Regions from separate parts of the Mus musculus genome. Here region 1 is linked to region 2. A link is a contact called in ENCODE Hi-C or POLR2A ChIA-PET data. All regions are on one chromosome and are shown on one strand. Each heading gives the region's core, a stretch centred on a gene start or an enhancer-like site at or near the end of the contact. The rest is flanking DNA. Distances are from core to core; before and after follow the strand shown.

Evidence for each region. Hi-C counts contacts between places; a loop is a spot of excess contacts on that map. ChIA-PET counts read pairs that join two places held with the same protein, here RNA polymerase II (POLR2A).
Region 1: a map of Patski shows a loop between it and region 2 (2.3-fold over the local background). The contact joins the promoter of Tlr2 here to the enhancer-like site in region 2. A Hi-C loop is called at or near these places in 1 of 37 maps with a recorded cell type or tissue (Patski). POLR2A ChIA-PET finds 5 or more read pairs at or near these places in 1 of 5 experiments (Patski).

What each region holds. Positions count from the first base shown.
Region 1 is chr3:83,839,436-83,843,029 of GRCm38, reverse strand. It overlaps Tlr2 (toll-like receptor 2), which reads left to right and starts at 1,422. Exons shown (of 3, transcript NM_011905.3): 1 at 1,422-1,510; 2 at 1,894-2,141.
Region 2 is chr3:84,312,929-84,316,506 of GRCm38, reverse strand. No RefSeq gene overlaps it. Among named protein-coding and RNA genes, the nearest start is that of Trim2, 55 kb to the right of the region's middle. Within about 2 kb of position 1,771, at least 1 of the 3 ENCODE cell types and tissues checked has a DNase peak (open chromatin) inside an H3K27ac peak, as active enhancers do.

The DNA of each region.
Region 1 (3,594 bases), core at 173-2,672, 470 kb after region 2:
ACAAAAATAATTTTATGGTTGGGAGTCATCACAACATGAGGAACCGTACTGAAGGGTTGCAGGGTTAGGAAGGTTGACAACCTATAAGGACAAGGGATGTGGAGCTGAGGGGAAGAGACCCCCTGGGTTTAAGGGAAAAATTCTGACTTCAAATCTCAGCTGCTATTTCTGATTCACAGGACATTTTCTTGTGAAAATGGGGGTAAGGTTGCTTGCTCTGCATCCAATCTCGCCTTGCCGAGGTCAAATGGGATCACAGGCACCCGAGGCAGGTGATTAACTTGTTTTAAAGTAGGGGGTTTCCCCTTACAACTGGAATATGGAGCCACATCTCCACCATGAAGCAAACCAATCTACGCTGTTTTCAGAATCACTCTGCGATGCAGCTATGGGATAGAGAAAGGGAAGTACTTAGCTTCAAAGCCATAGATAGAAGTGGGGGCCCCGAATCTTCCCCATGCTTAGAAGGGGGGCTGTTCTGGGGGCCAAGGAAAGAGAAACATATCTGTGCCATCCTTATCCATTCATATCCCAAGCACAATGCTGCCATTCAGGTCTGCATGGAGGCTGGTAGACTCTGTTATCAGATGCTGAGCAGAAATGGATCCCAGAGACATAAGGGCAGGGGGACAAAGTGTTGAAAAGGAGGAGAAAGAGAAAATATTCCTGAGCCCAAGTTGCAACCTCTGAGGATGGAGAGATAGCAAAAGAGTTCAAAAGATGTGTTTGAGGGAGAAGTGAGATTCTGAGATTAGAGTAGTTAGAGTTAGGACCTGGGTCTTGGCAGCCCTGGCTGTCTAGCCTATCCTTTTGGGCCTCGATAGGGTATTTAAATGATTATCAGTAGACAGCAGAAAAGTAGCTATTCAGTGTAGCCACATCAGGAAGACAACTAAATAATGAGGGTGTACGACGCCCCCATCCTAAGTTCAGCATCCTGTCACCACAGGTTTAGATTTAGATAATACAGAAAGAATCCATAAGTAGGCAGTTTTGGTCAAGGTGTGCTATCCCCCCGAGTCATTCAGCCATCATTGTCCAGGCCTCCAGTGTTTTCCTCATGGTGAACTGATAAAAACTCCCTGTGACTGGCACAGGGCTGTAATTTTTTAACGTTTCCTAGCTGGAGCATTCCAATAACCAAAGAGAGTGCGTCTCTTCAGAATATCCTCTTCCTTCCAGAATCCTTGCAGCAGCTCAACTCAGCCAAAAGGCGAGCTGGGAGGCAGCTTTCTCTTTAGGACACCTGGGGAATTCCCACACGGAGCCTCTGGACTTTCAGTTCTGTTTTGCCTGCCCTGTGGCTCCTGCCAGCTCTGATGCCAGGCTCCGTTCCCCTTGCAGACCCCTGTGGGCGGCGCTTGCCGCACCGGGGGCGGTGCTGGCGACCGGGAAGTTCGGGGCCCTGACCTGGGGACATCCCCTTCCCTCACTTCCAGGTCTTCAGTCTTCCTAGGCTGGTGCCCAGATGGCTAGTGGGCACGGGGAGCGGCGGCTGGAGGACTCCTAGGTAGGTGGATCGGTCCTGCTGCCGGGTTGCTGCACCCCTCCCCGGACAGGGTCGAATCGACCGGGGCGGCCGCTGTGCTGTGCGGGGACCTGGTTTCCAAAGTGAAGCACCTGCGCCCCCAGCCGGGCGGATCAGCTTTGGGGCCAGATGTTTGTTTCCTGCTGTGATCCCTGCAGGAAGAGGGACACCCAGGGAAGAGGGGGCCACCGGAGAGCTGCAGCCACTGTCCCAGAGCCCGCGGCTGTGTGATCTGCGTCTTTACAGCCTTTCTGGCCCTGGGGTCACAGAAGGGAGTGTCTGTAGTGTCTCTGAACCCTGGGAAGCTAGGGTGAACGGTGACGCTGTCCCAACTTACATCCAGTCCACCCCTCTCTTGTCCCCAGGCTCCGGGCAGGCGGTCACTGGCAGGAGATGTGTCCGCAATCATAGTTTCTGATGGTGAAGGTTGGACGGCAGTCTCTGCGACCTAGAAGTGGAAAAGATGTCGTTCAAGGAGGTGCGGACTGTTTCCTTCTGACCAGGATCTTGTTTCTGAGTGTAGGGGCTTCACTTCTCTGCTTTTCGTTCATCTCTGGAGCATCCGAATTGCATCACCGGTCAGAAAACAACTTACCGAAACCTCAGACAAAGCGTGAGTGGAGTCTTTTAATAAGTATCTTATGACTTCTTCAGTCCTATAAACGAGAACCTTGTGTTTACATCTTAGATGTCAGGAAAAGGCTTTTCTAGTTTCAAAAAGGAGAAATATTATTTCGGGTGTAAAACGCTCAGATTGCCTGGAGGCTTTTGATCTGACAGAAAGTTCTTCAGCAAAGAGCAAATGGTAGGTAAGGTGGCTGGACTCAGACGGAGAGACCCTTTTCCTCCCCAAAAGGGAAATATTATGAGTACTGGAAAATATCTTATTTCACTACACTCGAAGTTTTTTGTTGTTTTTTTGTTTTTTTGTTTGTTTTGTTTTTGTTTTGTTTTGTTTTGTTTTTCTGTTCTAAGCAAAGAACACTTGCACCTTAAACCTTTAATTAGTGAATACAAAAACTGCCAGGCATTGACAGTATGTTTTGGAAGTTTCTAAGCTACCAAGTTTTTGTTTGTTTGTTTGTTCTAAATTTATAAGTTAACATTTAACGGGATAAGTGCCCAATGAAAAATCACCCTCCCATTTAAAGAAGTGAAGCTTAAGGGAGAACACTTAACATAGGGAAACAATTCAGAACGTTCATAATGCAACGATTGGAAGCCTCCACATATTAATTATATTGAATAGAAGGTACTTCACTTAAATGATCAAGTTAGTAGCGTCAGGAAAGAATTAACATCTACAACCTACAATCATAGGCTGGCTTAGCTTTTTTGAGATGGTCTCAGGCCTTATGCTGAGACCGCAACTCATCGTGTGATTGTGGATGTCTTTGAACTACTGACTTCCTGCCTCCGCCTGCCTGAGTCTAGGTGTCCACAACTGTGCCCTGTTTATTCAGTCCTGGGGGTCAAACACAATGGCATACTAGCAAAGTGCTACAGACAAGCTGCATCCCAGGCCCATCGCCTGCTGTGTCTGAGATAGATTCCTTAGGGGCACTAAAGGGGAAAATGTACAACCAGCTATCAAGAGAAGCTGTGGGAGGGAGGTGGAGAGGTGGATCTGCAGTAAGGAGTACTTGCTGATCTCTCAGAGGACCTGGGCTCAGTTCCCAACACCCACATGGTTATAGGGGCTCTCATGTCTTCATTTGGTCCACATGTGCACATTCAGGCAAAACACTCACACACTCATACCTATACCATACAGTGGCACTTGCCACCAGGCCTGATGACCCGAGCTCAATCCCCAGAACCACATGGTGGAAAGAGAGAACTGGCTTCCTCAAATTGTCCTCTAACTTCCACATTTGGGTAGTAGCGCACGTATGCCATCCCCCAACCATTACAGAAGCATAAAACATATTTTGGGAAATTGTTGCGTTATTTCACTGAGCAAATATGACCACAGCACGTGTGGTTGCATGGAACAGCTACAGGGTATAGGGCCCAGAAGGTGCCCTGGGAGACGAGCCTTGGATTCTCCCAGGAAAGCATACTGG
Region 2 (3,578 bases), core at 522-3,021:
CCGAGTCTGGAGTCTTGGGGTTGGGCCTGAGGCTTGCCCCACGTGACTGAGAGACTCACTTTTCTTATTTACAAAAATCAAAGGCTTAAGCTATGTGACCAGTGGCATCCATCTCTGTAACCTAAATGTCATTGAAGGTTCTGAGTGGTTCTTCTGGACCCGTTCGTTTGTGCTGTTGAGTTTATTTGCAAACCCTCTGCCATGTTCCCCAGACCCCACTCGGTGTTTCTTATCCCTCTGCGATGCCAAAGGAAGTTAAAGATCTCAGGAAGCAAGATGGGCCTTCTATCACAGTTTCCTACGCAATCTCAGCACCTCAGATCCCACAACCTGCCGGTCTATAAAGGGCCCAGGATGAAAATTCAGGAGCTATATTGTAACAAGAAGTAACTGAAGTGCTTGAAAGCTGTGCTCAGGGGAACAGCATGACTCTGCTGTGTGGGGGATGTATTGGGGTCTGTGTGTCTCAGCCTAGACTCATGGTCTAAAAGACAGGGAACCAAGACAGCCCTGCTCGGCCAGGTAGCCCGTGTGTACAGTGATGTACAGTAGGCACCCTTCCATGGGTCTCCCTCCTAATCCTGGGAAGGGGTGACTCTGCTGGGAGAGGGGAGGCAGAACCACGCTTGCCTGAGATACCTCTTCATCAGAAAGGATGCCCAAAGCACGTACCCATATGCAGGTAGCCTTTTCCCAATGCCCTGGTGTCTTTAAAGGAGACTCACTTCATTTAATACTTTAGGTTCCTTAGGCCAAGAGATACCCATGCAGATAATACTCCAGAACTCGAAAGCTCTTTAGGTAATTGCATCTAAAAATATCCTCTGGACAGGCATGCCGAATTAAATGTGTAATACAGTGAGAGCAGCCCTAAGAAACCCAGCAGCCCAGCAGCAAAGCTTTGGCAAACTGGGTGACCTGATTATTTGTCTGTTTCTGGGTCTTTATCATGTGCTATAATGCATTATCTCTGCTGACCAAAGCTGCTGTCTTCTGCTTTGGTACAAGGAGTGTGTGGGGGCTGGGGGGGGGGGTGGCACTTAGCCCCACCTAAGCTGCCTCTGGGGAGACTGGAGTACTACTGCTTGCTGCAAGAAAGAAACACAGAACTAAGACACTGTTGATAGCAGAATCTTCAAACCCAGTAAGTAAACAAGAGGCTTGAGTTTCCTGGCATGAGAGTGCTCCTCTTGGGAGATCTTGCTGTCTTTGCATTACTGGGTGTTTGCTGTTTCTTAAAAGATGGACCGTGAAAGCCATCTGATTAAACTTGGGTGGGGCTACTTGAGTGGATGAGGTGTGTCTTCATTGGTAAACAAAAATAAACTTTAAAAAAGGAAGCCGGGCCCCGTGCCGGGACAAGCTAGGGTGGAATCTCCATCAAACAGGATTTGTGTCAGGCTCAAGCTGGCCCTCTGCCTGCCATTCTGGGAAGAAATTCATGCAGATTGGAGTGCTGAGTCTTCAGACATCAGGGTGGAATCCCCATGCCAGGCATACAGTATCTTTGAAACAAGTAACCATATGCTTTCAAGTATCTGACTTCATTTTATATTCAGCTCACTTGCATGCAGGCATGCACACGCTGGGGTTGACTGAGCACGTCTGTGGCAGGCTGCAGCCGGATCATGAAGATAGGGGAGGCAGCGCTTGAATGTTAAGTTTCTTTTGAGTTTTGTGACTATACTTCTCTCTGCTCAGTTTGGACCGCTGAGTTAGCTGCTTTTGTTCTTGGCTGCTACACTGTGGCCAGATGATTTTTTTGAGCATCCTGGAGAACTAGTGCCCTCTTGTGGACAATGCACTAATCTCAGATTCAGTACATGTCAGATTTCCTAAAGGGCCTTATATTTAAATATTCTTGGCAGAGAACACAGAAGGAAGTTTGATGTTCTCTGAACGCAGAGAACAAACTTTTATGTTAAGAAAAATGACTTGATTTGGAACTTTGGGTCAGGGAGTCTATTACTTAATAGTGTTTCCTAAGAAGTTATAGCTTTATATTATAGTCCACCCCCCAACCCCGTGTGTGTGTGTGTGTGTGTGTGTGTGTGTGTGTGTGTGTGTGTGTGTGTGTGTGTTGGATGTAAAGCCCTTATCTGGCATGCTTTATTTGTAGCACTCAGGAGGCAGAGACAGGCTGATCTCTGAGTTTGAGGCCAGACTGGTCTACAGAGTGGATTCCAAGACAGCTAGGACTATAGAGAGAAATACTGTCTCAACAAATGGGGGGGGGGGGGAGGGGAGGGGGAGGGGAAAGGGAGGGGAGGGTGAAAAGGAGGGGAAGAGGGAGACCTTTCCATAAAGACAGCTGGCTCTTTTGAATCTCTATAGGGTAAGCACTTGCTGTAAATGCCAAGCCATACTGCTGTTTTAGGTATTCACACATGTTACAAAACACCCCAGGCAATCTCCTTCACAGCCCTAACAGCTCCTGGTCAAAGATGAAGTGTGTCTCTCACAGTCTTCCCAGAGGGAACGCCTCAGGAGCGAGGCTCCATGTTAAGTGTTGGACACTTAGTAAGGACCTGGTAGGTGTCTGCTCTCCTCAGGTTTATTGGTGACCTTTTCAGCTCGCAGGTCACCAGACCCAACAGTCACCATGCTAAGTTCTTGGCTGGACTCTAGAAGTGGATAAGAGTGGCGGGAAGCAAATGAGGTCGCAGAGTCTGGTTCACTGTAAGAGACAACCTAGAAATCCCCCAATGTAGGATGCTGCGAGTAATCACACAGCAAGTGCGCCGAGCAACATCACTAGTAAAGAGCTAGAGACCCCTCTCCTGCCAGGGTCGTCTTCAAGCTGCCACTTTCCTCTGGCAGGGGTCTCTCCTGACGCAGACTGCAGGCCACTTCCTTGTTTCTCGATCATTTTGTCGCCCGCATGTGCAAGCCTTATCTATAGTTCAGCTTGTACCACTCCATTTCGTGTAACTTCACACTGTATCTTTCCAGTTGGTTCCTTTCCAGCCCTGCCCTTTCTGTGTTTTGTTTTGTTTTGTTTTGTTTTGTTTTGTTTTGTTTTGTTTTAAAACTGTGATTTGGACCCAGGGCCACACACATGTTAGGAAAGTACTGTACCACCCCGGTATATCTCCGATCCCTCTGTCACTTTTTATTCTGAGACAGGGTCTCTCCAAGTTGCCCAAGAAGGTCTTAGAAATTCCTTAAAGAACCCAGAGAACAACTCAGTGACCCACAGGGGTCACTGGTCAGTTTCTTAGTGTCTTGGTCTTCCTCCGTATTTCATCATTTCCTGCACCTCAGGGGTTGGAACAGATGCATGCTTGATCCCTATACAGGACACTAGATGGCGCCATATCCTTCCACTCGTAGCACATCAAGCTAATTGTCTCTGAAGCCATCAACTGTTGATGCTGGAAGGCTAGATTCATTATTTATTCCCGGGAGGTCTTCAGAACGGTGATATCTGAATTTCGCCATTTGGTGTTTGAGGATATATCTTGGTAATGGTTCATTCATCTAGCATGTGCGAGGCCCTGGGGTCAATTCCCAGCAATAGAGGGAAAAAAGTACTGACTTTAACATTTAAAAAACTCACTCCGTTAAAATTTCACTTG